2 separate regions of the Homo sapiens genome follow, and region 1 is linked to region 2. Evidence: chromatin contacts called from ENCODE Hi-C or POLR2A ChIA-PET data. All regions are on one chromosome and are shown on one strand. The core of a region is the stretch at or near the end of the contact, and the rest is flanking DNA. Distances in the headings are between cores, read along the strand shown.

Region 1 (7,235 bases), core at 3,682-6,181, 72 kb after region 2:
ATGATTGTAAGTTTCCTGAGACCACCCAAGCCATACTGAACTGTGAGTCAGTTAAACCTCTTTTTTTTTTTTTAATATGAATTACCCAGTCTTGGGTATTTCTTAATAGTGTTACAGGAAAGGGGTCCCAATCCAGACCCCAAGAGAGGGTTCTTGGATCTCACGCAAGAAAGAATTTAGGGTGAGTCCGCATTGCACAGCAAAAGCAAGTTTATTAGGAAAGTAAAGTGGTGAAAGAACAGCTACTCCACAGACAGAGTAGGGCATTCCTATAAATAGGAGGAGGAATGCATCCACGTACAATGCTTTTGCGTGTGTGTGTGTGTGTGTGTGTGTGTGTGTGTGTGTGTGTGTGTATAAAATTTAAAAAGATCATGCACCAGGCGGTGGCTCACACCTGTAACCCCAGCACTTTGGGAGGCCAAGGCAGGTAGATCACTCGAGGTCAGGAATTCAAGACCAGCCTGGCCAACATGGCAAAACCCCGTCTCTACTAAAAATACAAAAATTAGCCAGGCGTGGTGGCATGAGCCTGTAGTCCCAGCTACTTGGGTGTCTGAGGCACAAGAATTCCCTGATTCTTGTGCAGAGGTTGCAGTGAGCTGAGATCACAATACAGCACTCCACCCTGAGCAACAGAGCAAGATCCTGTCTCAAAACAACAACCACCACCACCACCAAGAAAAAAGATCATGGGGAGATGTGCTCTGCTACAAGAGTTTGTGATAAAGGATTAATTTTCTTAATTACTGTACTTTGCAAGAATGTTATCTTTTTCATGCCTATAATCCTAGCACTTTGGGAGGCCAAGGCAGCTCACGAGGAGATGGAGACAATCCTGGCTAACACGGTGAAACCCAATCTCTACTAAAAAAATATACAAAAACATTAGCCAGACATGGTGGCGGGCGCCTGTAGTACCAGCTACTCGGGAAGCTGAGGCAGGAGAAAGGCGTGAACCCGGGAAGCGGAGCTTGCAGTGAGCCAAGATCGCACCACTGCACTCCAGCCTGGGCGACAGAGCAAGACTCTGTCTCAAAAAAAAATAAACAAAACAACAACAACAACAAAAAAACTCCCTCTCAAAAAAAAAAAAAAAGAATATTATCTTTAAAACAAAATTAGGAATGTCTTTGTTCTCCAGATATCGGGATATTAGAACATTCCCAAGTCTGGTTCTGTTTAGTAAACATTATCAATCTGTTTCATTAACTGTAAACATCTAGAGGCTAGGAATACCTTTCTGGGAATGCAGCACAGCAAGTCCCAGCTTCATTTTCCTGGCCCTCACTCAAGATAGAGTCGCTCTGGTTAGAACACCTCTGACAACAGCAGTGTGAGAATGGACTAATATATATGGGAAAAAATAACACTAAACCATTAAATACAGATGTGACTGACACAGACCCTTGATGAACTCAGCTGCTGCTTCCTCGTTTATAACTACAGAGCCCTTTTGGGTGACACCATTTCTCCTCCAGGTCTGTCCAGGTTTCTGTCATCTCTTGCCTTACCATAGATATTTTCAGTCCTTAATGGTCACCTACAAAATATTCATTGATGTGGCCAGGTGCGGTGGCTCACACCTGTAATCCCAGCACTTTGGGAGGCCAAGGTGGGCGGATCACGAAGTCAGGAGATCAAGACCATCCTGGCAGTGGCGGGCGCCTGTAGTCCCAGCTACTCGGGAGGCTGAGGCAGGAGAATGGCGTGAACCTGGGAGGCAAAGCTTGCAGTGAACCGAGATTGCACCACTGCACTCCAGCCTGGGCTACAGAGTGAGACTCCATCTCAAAAAAAAAAAAAAAAATCATTGATGAAAAGTGGCTGTGCTCTACCGGCGGGATTTGACTGCGTGATGTCTCACAGAAAGTTTTCTGCTCCCAGACATGGGTCCCTCGGCTTCCTGCCTCAGAAGCGCAGCAGCAGGCATCGTGGGAAGGTGAAGAGCTTCCCTAAGGATGATCCGTCCAAGCCGGTCCACCTCACAGCCTTCCTGGGATACAAAGCTGGCATGACCCACATCATGAGGGAAGTCGACAGCCCAGCATCCAAGGTGAACAAGAAGCAGGTGGTGGAGGCTGTGACCATTGTGGAGACGCCACCCATGGTGGTTGTGGGCATTGTGGGCTATGTGGAAACCCCTTGAGGCCTCCGGACCTTCAAGACTGTCTTCGCTGAGCACATCAGTAATGAATGCAAGAGGCGTTTCTATAAGAACTGGCATAAATCTAAAAAGAAGGCCTTTACGAAGTACTGCAAGAAATGGCAGGATGAGGATGTCAAGAAGCAGCTGGAGAAGGACTTCAGCAGCATGAAGAAATACTGCCACGTCATCCGCGTCATTGCCCACACCCAGATGCGCCTGCTTCCTCTGCGCCAGAAGAAGGCCCACCTGATGGAGATCCAGGTGAACGGAGGCACCGTGGCTGAGAAGCTGGACTGGGTCTGCGAGAGGCTCGAGCAGCAGGTAAATGTGAACCAAGTGTTTGGGCAGGATGAGATGATCGACGTCATTGGGGTGACCAAGGGCAAAGGCTACAAAGGGGTCACCAGTCGTTGGCACACCAAGAAGCTGCCCTGCAAGACCCACCGAGGCCTGTGCAAGGTGGCCTGTATTGGGGCATGGCATCCTGCTCGTGTGGCCTTCTCTGTGGCACGTGCTGGGGAGAAAGGCTACCGTCACCGCACTGAGATCAACAAGAAGATCTATAAGATTGGCCAGGGCTACCTTATCAAGGATGGCAAGCTGATCAAGAACAATGCCTCCACTGACTCTGACCTGTCTGACAAGAGCACCAATCCTCTGGGTGGCTTTGTCCACTATGGTGAAGTGACCAATGACCTTGTCATGCTGAAAGGCTGTGTGGTGGGAACCAAGAAGCGGGTGCTCACCCTCCACGAGTCCTTGCTGGTGCAGATGAAACGGCAGGCTCTGGAGAAGATTGACCTTAAGTTCATTGACACCACCTCCAAGTTTGGCCATGGCTGCTTCCAGACCATGGAGCAGAAGAAAGCATTCATGGGACCACTCAAGAAAGACGGAATTGCAAAGGAAGAAGGAGCTTAATGCCAGGAACAGATTTCGCAGCTGGTGTGGTCTCAATAAAAGTTATTTTCCACTGGGAAAAAAAAAGAAAAGTGGCTGTGTCTTCCAAGCGATGTGACTCCACAATACATGGGCAGCAGTGAACATTGGTTTTCCCGTGGCGCCAGACTCTTCCTCTGCCTCAGGGAAGCAGCTCTGCTTGAAGCCCCTGTGGATATGGTTTCCATGATTTTTCTTCCAGATATCACTACTTGGAAAATTGTGGTTTTATTCCTACTCATTAAGTCTTATAAACATTATGATTTGACATGTCACATTCCCCAGTGAATTTCCGCTTTGTAAACTCTGGGCTGTTTAGTCAGTTGCAGAAACTAGGTAGGGAGGCTGGGGGTGGCAGGAATGTAGACTATCACCCCCTGTCCCTGTCCCTTCCCACACAGACAATCCAGCCAATGGCAGAAGACTGCCGGAAATGTAGAAGAGTTAAGGTAGAAAAACTTTGGAAAATAATTATTTGTCTGCTGAGGTAATAAAATTAAGGTTCCGTAAAGCCACTTTTTTGGAGTATTAGGCAAATATCTTTCGACCTCTTGAATTTGAAATGGTTTTGTAGGTGCATGTGACCATTGACTTCAAAACAAAGGCTTTTGGAGGAGACAGGTCTATTAGCTGTGCTCTCCTCTAAATATGTTTTAGGCTGGGCGCAGTGGTTCACGCCTGTAATCCTGGCACTTTGGGAGGCCGAGGCAGGTGGATCACTTGAGGTCAGGAGTTCGAGACCAGCCTTGCCAACATGGTGAAACCCCGTCTCTACTAAAAATACAAAAATTGGCTAGATTTGGTGGTGGGTGCCTGTAATCCCAGCTACTCAGGAGGCTGAGGCAGAGGAATTGCTTGAATCCGGGAGGCGGAGGTTGCAGTGGGCTGAGATCGTGCCACTGCACTCCAGCCTGGGTGACAGAGCGAGACTCCATCTCAAAATAAATAAATAAAATAAAATAAATATGTTTTCAAAGAAGGCATATGACCATAGTGGGAAGGAGAGGGATGAGAAACCAGGGAAACAGTCGAAGAGAAAAAGAGGGGGAGAGGGGAAGGACAGGAGGTAAGGAGAGTCAGAAACAAAAGACATACAGGGTTTAAGTGTCCCGCTTCCGTTTCCTTTTCACTAGCACAAAAGCCTGTGGATTTCAAATTCATCTGAGCTGTTCTTGGGAGATGGTTGTGGCCCGAGGCAAGGGCTGACTCGCAGAGGACAGCTTGGCAGTGACAGAGGCAGAAGTCAGACAGAAAGGCTCTGACTGACATGTGAGCAGCGGGGTGATGTCAACAACAGCTGACCCGTCATGAGACCTTAGGAAGAAAACCAATGGGAATCTTGTTTTGGAGCGTCTAGTGCCCAGCTAGCTCCCTACTAGGTGCTTGCAAACAGATTGACTAGCATAATAGAGTGATTTTGTAATCTGTCATAATACCATAAGCCACAGATCCACAGACTTTGACCCCTCACAGGTATAATAAGCGCCTTTATTCAGCTGCACATGATCTCCCTATGGGGAAGGAGGGAGGGGGCCCTTCTTCTAATTACACAACCTAAGCATATGTTTTGCTGGAGAACAAAGCATTATATTCATTAGCAACAATCTTGTAAGCCAGGTTCCTTTTACTAGCCAGTTAACTAATTGACAGTTAAGAATGTGTATTAATAATAGACTGCAGCCAGGCATGGCTTAATCTGACAGTTTTATTAAAAATGTAGGCAAGTTCCTCAAGCCGGTATGACTGTCAGCTTTTATGTAGGAATCCTGCTTACCAAGGATCTCAACTTGCTATAAAACAATATCACCCTGGCAGAAAATTGTTCTCCCAGGTCAAAGTCCGGGAGTCAGCAGAGTTATTCACTTGGAGGATTTTTGTTGTTCTTCCCTTTGTGACGCATCTGAACAAGGAAGTGATTTTGCTGTGTTTTCTTAAAATCTTATTGACATGGTTCACTTGTTCTGGACCAAATTATTCTGGTGGTGAATGATCCTAATTCTTCCTTGCTGCTTTTCTGTGTACCTTGTCCTCTTTTTAAAATTTTATTTTGTTTTATGGGGTATGGAAATAATTATTTCTCAAATCACTAGCAACTCCATTGAAAGTTCTGCGAGAGATGGTAGAGAGGTTGAAATTCAAAATCTGTCCTGCCACACACTGTTCTTTCCAGTCTTTGCCTTTGAAATTCTTCCAGTACCTAACTTAGATACGCCCTAGCCTATGGCGTCTTGTTGAATTTCCCCCATGTTGGAAATTGAGCGTTTTCTGCCCCCCATTCTCCCAGCACATGCACCAAACTTCTCTCCAGCTCCCTACTCACCTGACCTAACACCCCGCTTGGGACATGGTCTGTCCTTTTATCCCTTTTTCCCATGATCCCTTGCCCTTAGCAAATATGCAGCAAATATGTGCTGGGTTAAAGTGAATGTACTCTTTATTACTAACTCTAATCTCAGTAGTCAGTCTGTAAAACACCTTTGATCTCTGTTGGTTTGTAAATGTCTCTGGAATCTAGCCTTTCTCTGTGGCAGGGCCTTTATCACCTCTTGTCCCCTGCTTCAGCTCAGCCTCCTTGAGAGGGATCTTTCTGAGACATAAATATGGTGACGAGGCCGGGTGCAGTGGCTCATGCCTGTTATCCCAGCACTTTGGGAGGCCGAGGCGGGTGGATCACCTGAAGTCAGGAGTTCAAATCCAGCCTGGCCAACATGGTGAAACCCTGTCTCTACTAAAAATACAAAAATTAGCCAGGCTTGGTAGTGTGCACCTGTAGTCCCAGCTGCTGAGGCACAAGAATCGCTTGAACCCAGGAGGTGGAGATTGCAGTGAGATAAGATCACACCACTGCACTCCAGCCTGGGAGACCCAGCAAGACCCTGTCTCAAAAAAAAAAAAAAATCACCCAGGCTACTGGGTTGGGTTGAGTTGACTGCTGGGGAGGGGCAGGTAACGACAGAAGTGAGGTGAGCTGTTCAGAGGCTATTGTAGCAACTCAGTGGAGAGGGGACCATCACCTGGATTAAGGCGGGTCTTGCAGGATATTGTTTGAAGGTAGAGCAAACAGAACTTGCTATCGGAATGGATGTAAGGGGAAGGATTAATCGAGAGTGATGAGAGTGACTGCAAGTTTTAAAATATTATTTATTGATTTTGAGCAACAAGAAGGACAGCTTAATATGAGTCCTATGGGCTTTTCATCCTAGGACTCAATTTGGCTCACCTTTCCAGTGTGGTCACCTGCCCCTCCCTTTCTACACCCATGCTCCATTCATACCTAGCTCCTCCATGGTCCACACTCAGATTCTTTTATTTATTTAATTATTTTTTAATTTTTTTGAGATGGAGTCTTGCTCTGTCTCCCAGGCTGGAGTGCAGTGGTGCAATCTCGGCTCACTGCAAGCTCCGCCTCCCGGGTTCACGCCATTCTCCTGCCTCAGCCTCCCAAGTAGCTGGGACTACAGGCGCCCGCCACCACGCCCGGCTAATTTTTGTATTTTTAGTAGAGACGGGGTTTCACCGTGTTAGCCAGGATGGTCTCGATCTCCTGACCTTGTGATCCGCCCACCTCGGCCTCCCAAAGTGCTGGGATTACAGGTGTGAGCCACCGCGCCCAGCCTCTTTTATTTATTTATTTAAGAGACAGGGTCTTGCTCTGTTACCCAGCCTGGAGTGCTGTGTCAAGATCATGGCTCACTGCAGCCTTGAACTCCTAGACTCAAGCCATCTTCCTGCCTCAGCCTCCTGAATAGCTGAGACTACAGGCATGTGCCACTGCTCCCAGCTCACACTCATATTCTTCCATGTGCCTGGGTCTTTGCTTATAATCATCCCTCCTTCTGAATGACCAAAGTGTGGTTTTTTGTCCCTCAGGAAAACTCCTATTCCTACTTCAAGACTTTTTTTTGTTTTTTGAGATGGAGTTCCACTCTTGTTGCCCAGACTGGAATGCAACGGCGTGATCTCAGCTCACTGCAACCTCCGCCTCCCGGGCTCAAGTGATTCTCATGCCTCAGCCTCCTGAGTAGCTGAGATTACAGGCATGCACCACCATGCCGGGCTAATTTTGTATTTTTAGAGGAGGTGGGGTTTCACCATGTTGGTCAGGCTGGTTTTGAACTCCTTACCTCAGGGTATCCACCTGTCTCAG
Region 2 (6,842 bases), core at 4,262-6,761:
CCCACCCTGGTGGCTGAAGACAAAGGGCATATACTCTCCTGAGTTCTAGGGCTCTGCCCACCAGCTGATCCTCCCTATACTACCACAGCTGATGCTCTCTTCAAAGTGCCACCTCCTGGCAGGAGGCCAATCAGCACAAAAATAGTGCATTAAACAACCAAAACTAAGGACCCTCACAGAGTCCATTTCACCCCCCTGCCACCTCCTCCAGAGCAGGTGCTGATATCCATGGCTGAGACACCTGCAGACTGTTCACATCACAGAACCCGGTGCAGACAATCCCCAGTACCAGCCCAGAGCTTGGTAGACCTGCTGGGTGGCTAGATCCAGAAGAGAAATAACAATCACAACAGCTCAGCTCTCAGGAAGCCACATCCCTAGGAAAAGGGAGAGAGTACTTCATCAAGGGAACACCCCATGGGACAAAAGAATTTGAACAGCAGCCTTGAGCCCTAGACCTTCCCTCTGACACAGCCTACCTAACTGAGAAGGAACCAGAAAAACAATTCTGGTAATATGATAAAACAAGGTTCTTTAACACCCACAAAAAAATCACACTAGCTCACCAGCAATGGATCCAAACCAAGAAGAAATCCCTGATTTACCTGAAAAAGAAATCAGAAGGTCAGTTATTAAGCTAAAATCAAGGAGGCACCAGAGAAAAGCAAAGTCCAATTTAAGGAAATAAAAAATGATACAAGAAATGAGGGGAGAAATCGTCAGTGAAATAGCATAAATACAAAACAATCAAAACTTCAGGAAACAATGGATGCAAAAATTGTAGAAATGCAAAATGTTCTGGAAAGTCTCAGCAATAGAATTGACAAGCAGAAGAAAGAACTTCAGAGCTCAAAGACAAGGTTTTTTAATTAATCCATATGAAAAAGACAAAGAAAGAATAAGAAAATATGCCCCAGTATGCTGATTGTTTTTTACTTTATTTCCAAATTCGAGGTAATTTTTCTTAACAATTTCTCATGAAAACATTTTTTTTGAAAGTCTCACAGAGTCTTGATTAACATTTTGAATTTACATGAGGAATGTGAGGTAGCATCGTAGGTCAATTTCTCATCTTCTTTTCTGGTTTTCCAGACGTTTCCCTTTGATTGCTAGTTTTTGCTGTTACAATATCGTAGACAAGAGATGCAAAGGATCTGAATTTAGGCAATAGCATTACTTTTTTTTTTTTTAAATCAGGTTTACATTCAAGACAAGACCTTTCCTTATTCTTACACTATGGGGCTATTGTATCATGATGAATATAATCTTCTCTCATAATCATTAATCTCATCAGCAATGTACATAACTACCATCTAATTCTCAGACCCTATTCAAATTTTGCTAGTTGTCCCAGTAATGTCCTGTCAGGTGCAGTTCCTCAATCTTTCCTTGACTTTTGTAGCTGTAACACTTTTGAAGATTATAGTCGAGATATTTTATATAATGAACTTTAATTTGATTTGTCTGACACTTCCCTCATGATTAGAATCAGATTATGCATCTTTGGCAGGAATATAACAGAACTGACACTGTATTCTTCTAATTGCAGCCTATCAGATGCACACAACTTGTATATGTTCCATTATGATGATGTTCATGTTGATCATTTGATTAACATAGGACTGGACAAGGTTTTCCACTGTAAATTTACTCCTTTTTCCCCATTTGTAATTAATAAGTATTTGGTGGGGAGAATCTATGAAAATATGTAAATGTATTAGTCCTTATCAATCTATTATTTAAATTGATCACTATGAGCTTGTGGTTTTATGTAATGGGTTATAGTTTGTTAACCATCATTATTTCAATGCTGAGAGTGACTCAGATTTGACCAGCGGGAGTCCATTCAAGCTGTTTCTGTATGCCCTTCACATGTTTCCAACATTATTCTTTGAGCACTTCCTTACTTTCTGGCACAAGATGATCCAGTCTCAATTTGTGCTTTTTCTGAATCAGCCATTTCTCCAAGGATCCTTGGTTCCTTTTAGTGGAGAATGATACTTCAAATCCAAGATCTGGGCATTATGCATGCTCATTATCACTGGGGTACCTTTGCTACTAAGTGTTCTAAGTGGACAAAGCCAGAGGAAGTACACCCACACAAGTACATATATATGTATACATATACCATATATTCATATATGTACATACACATATAAAATGTATACACATAAATTTACATCTGTATTTATTTCTATACTATATATAGTTGGCCCTCTGTATGCATGGGTTCTGCATCTTGGGATTCGACCAACTGCAGGTCTAAAATATTTGAGGGCTGGGTACAGCGGCTCATACTGCTAATCCCAGGACTTTGGGAGGCTGAAGTGGGAGGATCACTGGAGCCCAGGTGTCTGAGACCAGTCTGGGCAACACAGGAAGATCCCATCTCTACAAAAAAAGAGAAAAATAAAACCACAATAAAAAGTAACATGCCACTGAAAGTACATTAAAAATGGTAACTTTTATGTTATGTATATTTTACCATAATTTTTAAAAAAGTAGTATCTCCTAGTAGAAAAAAAGTAACAATAAAAAATAATATAAATTAAAAACCCAACATAGTATAACCACTATTTACATAGCATGTATATTGTATTAGGTACTATAAGTAATCTAGATATGATTTAAAAGTATAAAGAGGATGCTTTAATAGCATGTAAGAAAAAAGAAAAAGAGTATACGGAAGGAAATGTGTTAGGTTATATGCAAATACTATGGTGTTTTATGTAAGGGACTTGAGGATCTGAAGATTTTGGCATCTGTGGGGGGTCCTGAAACCATTCCCCTGCTGGTATCAAGGGATGACTATGTATTTTAAGCTATGAATTTGCACTATTTCTAATTTTAATCCAACATTAGAGTTCATTTCTCTCTTTTCATATTTGTAACTTTCTTCTCTGACAGTCTGAAACTGAACTCCAATTATTCTTAATATATTTACTGATTCCATCAATCCTTCTGAATGTAAGCAACCTCCCAGTCACTGCTGCCCAATCCTCTGCATGGAGACCCTTCTTATCCACTGAGAACCCAATACTCTGCATCAGGCTGATGCTGCCACCCTCCCTCACACCACTGTCCTCTTCAGCTTACCTATGCTCTGACACCTCTCTCTGGGCCTCTGACACCCCATTCCTACCAAGCACCGATGCCTATCTTGCTCTACTTGACCTTTAAGATTGAATTGTTCCGGGAATGGAAAGGAAAGGAAGAGGGAAAGTGTCTGTAATTTCCTTAAGTTTTTTTTTTTTTTTTTGAGCAGGAGCACAGTGGTGTGATCCTGGCTTACTGCAACCTCTGCCTCCCAGGTTCAAGAGATTCTCCTGCCTCAGTCTCCTGAGTAGCTGGGATTATAGGCATGCATCACCATGCCCGGCTAATTTTTGTATTTTTAGTAGAGACGGGGTTTCACCATGTTGGCCAGGCTGGTGTCGAACTCCTGACTTCAGGTGATCCGCCCGCCTCGGCCTCCCAAAGTGCTGGGATTACAGGCATGAGTCACCGTGCCCGGCCCCTTAACATGCTTTTTGAAGCCATCCTTTTACCACTACAAACAATATTGTAATGAATAAGTGTCTATGACAAGGTTGTGAACTTGCTGCATCAAAGAGCTTGTGCATTTGCAAGGTTGTTGGTTCTGCACATTGATTTCCATAGAAGTTAACAATTTACACATCCACCTGCAACACAGGATGGTGCTTGAAAGAATTTAAAAGAAAGATAATTCTAATACATAGAAAGACCTAAGAGTTACATGATGACTTTTGCAAAACTTAAGACAACTTATTTTCTCTTTTGGAAATACGTTTATTGTTACACAAATCAAATTTCCTACTATTCAGTTTCTTAGTAACAAAAATGAAACAAAATTTAGCTATCCCAAGCAAATTTAGGAACATAAAACAATAACCAAACAGACGGGGTAAAAAGTAACTATAAGAACCCCCAGGCTGGGCACAGCAGCCTGTGCCTGTAGTCCAATTGTTTGGCAGGCCGAGGCAGGAGGATCCCTTGAACCTAGGAGTTCGAGGCCATCCTGGGCAGTCTAGCGAGACTATGTCTCAAAACCAAACCAAACAAAATACACAACAACAACAAAAAAGTTTTTGAAGAACCCTCAGAAACATAAATTAGGACCCTAAGCTAAGTAGACTTTAGTGCAACAGCTCTGCAATTTACAAGGCAAAAATTACAACCCTGAAAAGCAGGATGACACAAAGCCCGGAAATAATTTTCTACCAACCTGGTTGGTCAGATACTTGTCAGAAAACTGTTTTCCAGGTTATGAGCTTAAATTCTTTTTACAGACTGGCAACGGTATCAGGACGCTTTTTAGAGTGTCCCCTGCTATTGCCTCGGGCATGTCAGAAACTGGATAGGAGTTTCAAGTTGAGCAGTTTGTCCAGGATTTCCTGGGCTTTAGCACTGAACGCGCTGCGTCCCTGGTACCCCTTCAGTTCCAAGCAAACCTGCTTGTTGGCCACTGTAGGACCAGACTTACGTCAAGTACAGTTGCCACTACACAGATGTGGCTACTTACATTTAAGTTAAATACTTTTTACTTTTGAGATGGAGTCTCACTTTGTCGTGCAGGCTGGGGTACAGTGGCGCGATCTCGGCTCACTGCAGCCTCGACCTCCTGGCTCAAGCCATCCTCCCCGCTCAACCTAGGACTACAGGCTTGCGCCACCACGCCCAGCGGCTAATTTTTGTATTTTTAGTAGATACGGGGTTTCGCCATGTTGGCGAGGCTGGTCTCCAACTCCTGGCTTCAAGCGATCTGCCTGCCTCGGCCTCCCAAAGTGCTGGGATTACAGGCGTGAGCCACCGCGCCGGCCCTAAATTAAATTAAAAATTCAGTTCCTCAGCCGGCTCAACACCACACATGTGGCCAGTGGCTGCCTTAATAACGCAGATGTAGAATATTTCCCTCATCTCACAGAGTTCTGACAACGCTGAGGCAGACAGTTGAGAGTTTTTTTAAAAACAAAAACAAAAAGCTTGGAAACCGCTAGTCTCCACCACCTATAATAACCAACGGGCATTATTACTCTCTCCAAATGGGATGAGGAAAAAACTACGCTAAGGAACACCATGCAGAAAATCTGCCGAGGCACAGGCCAGCGGGGTTTCTCTGCGAACGCAGCCGACGGCCATTTCCACAGCGGAGGCCGTCGTCGGTCCAGCGAGGTAAGAAACTTGTAGGACGCCCGGAACTCCCAGAGGGTTGGGCGTTCAAGGGTCAGGACCCCCGAGATGCAATTGTCCAAAGCGGTGGGTGCTCGTGGTCACCGGCTGGCGAGCCTCGGCTACGGATACCCCAATGCACCACTCCGCCCCGCCCCGCGCCTAACGCCGGCTGGAGAGCGCGCGGCCGCAGGGTAGGCGCCCTCCCGCACGCGCGAAGGCCTGCGGCCCGGAGGCAGCCGGCAGCCAATGGGGCGGGGCGCCGCGCGCAGGGGGCGGGGCCGTGACGCGCCCTCCTCGTGACCCGGCTCTCGGCCTGCGCTCGCGGAAACCGGAAGCGGCGGCTGTCCGCGGTGCCGGCTGGGGGCGGAGAGGCGGCGGTGGGCTCCCTGGGGTGTGTGAGCCCGGTGATGGAGCCGGGCCCGACAGCCGCGCAGCGGAGGTGTTCGTTGCCGCCGTGGCTGCCGCTGGGGCTGCTGCTGTGGTCGGGGCTGGCCCTGGGCGCGCTCCCCTTCGGCAGCAGTCCGCACAGGGTCTTCCACGACCTCCTGTCGGAGCAGCAGTTGCTGGAGGTGGAGGACTTGTCCCTGTCCCTCCTGCAGGGTGGAGGGCTGGGGCCTCTGTCGCTGCCCCCGGACCTGCCGGATCTGGATCCTGAGTGCCGGGAGCTCCTGCTGGACTTCGCCAACAGCAGCGCAGAGCTGACAGGGTGTCTGGTGCGCAGCGCCCGGCCCGTGCGCCTCTGTCAGACCTGCTACCCCCTCTTCCAACAGGTCGTCAGCAAGATGGACAACATCAGCCGAGCCGCGGGGGTGGGTACAGGACCACGTCCGGGACTGTGGCTCAGGAGAGTTGGGAAAGGAGGAGGGTGTAATGATGGTCAGCGCTGGGGGCCTCAGTTTCCCCAACAGTAAGAAAAAGGGGTTGGACTGAGTCTGTAGAGTTGGGTCATCAGAAAAAGGGGGTGGCATTATGGGGCTTGGGATTTGGGTTTTTGCTTCCAAGAATGCTGTTGGACATCTTTGGTTCATATAGGTGTGATTGGTTTTCTTGGGGGTCCTGATTCCCCAACCCTCTTGCTCTTCCTCCACCCACTCCACCACGGCTTCTTCTCATCTTCACCTGGAGTTGCCAGGAAGGATCCTTTTCTGAAACAAGTGGGGTGGAGACACTGGTAGTGGTTAGAAATTTGAGCTTTGTAGCCAGAAATGTTCATGTCCACCAACTTCTAACTATGTAACCTTGGATTAATTATCTTCTCAGAACCTTAGTTTCCTCCTCTATAAAGTGGAAAGAACATCTGCCTAATGCGGCTGTTGGAAGAATTAAAAGAGATATTGCCTGTGACTTCATCTTAGTGATGTGAACAGTCTGGAGCTAGCTAGCGGCCAGGACTCCAGTTCCACTCTGCTTATTAGCGGTATACTATGGGCAAGTTACTTACATTCTCTGTGCCTGTTTACTAATCTGTAAAATGGGGATAAAAGGAGGTTTTAGAAAACAACACATAGTAATACCTCTAAGTAAATGGGAGGTAAATTTTTAAGAAATTGTAAGACTGCTCTTCATTCTTCATACCTTAAGGGTTCTCTAGGTGTGTGGTAGCTGCTGTGAGGCACTTAATTTTAAAAAGAAAAACAGACAATTCCTGC

The links. A loop is a pair of places that touch in the nucleus more often than their neighbours do. ChIA-PET counts read pairs that join two places held with the same protein, here RNA polymerase II (POLR2A).
Region 1: a map of Caco-2 shows a loop between it and region 2 (14-fold over the local background). The contact joins the enhancer-like site here to the promoter of OSTM1 in region 2. A Hi-C loop is called at or near these places in 1 of 168 maps with a recorded cell type or tissue (Caco-2). POLR2A ChIA-PET finds 5 or more read pairs at or near these places in 3 of 52 experiments (IMR-90, K562 and activated CD4-positive, alpha-beta T cell).

What each region holds. Positions count from the first base shown.
Region 1 is chr6:108,000,192-108,007,426 of GRCh38, reverse strand. It overlaps the pseudogene RPL3P7. Among named protein-coding and RNA genes, the nearest start is that of SEC63, 46 kb to the right of the region's middle. RefSeq lists an enhancer at 4,010-4,519. Within about 2 kb of position 4,931, at least 7 of the 41 ENCODE cell types and tissues checked have a DNase peak (open chromatin) inside an H3K27ac peak, as active enhancers do.
Region 2 is chr6:108,073,410-108,080,251 of GRCh38, reverse strand. OSTM1 (osteoclastogenesis associated transmembrane protein 1) reads left to right here and starts at 5,511. Exons shown (of 6, transcript NM_014028.4): 1 at 5,511-6,002. The coding sequence starts at 5,601. RefSeq lists an enhancer at 1-425 and a silencer at 5,301-5,740.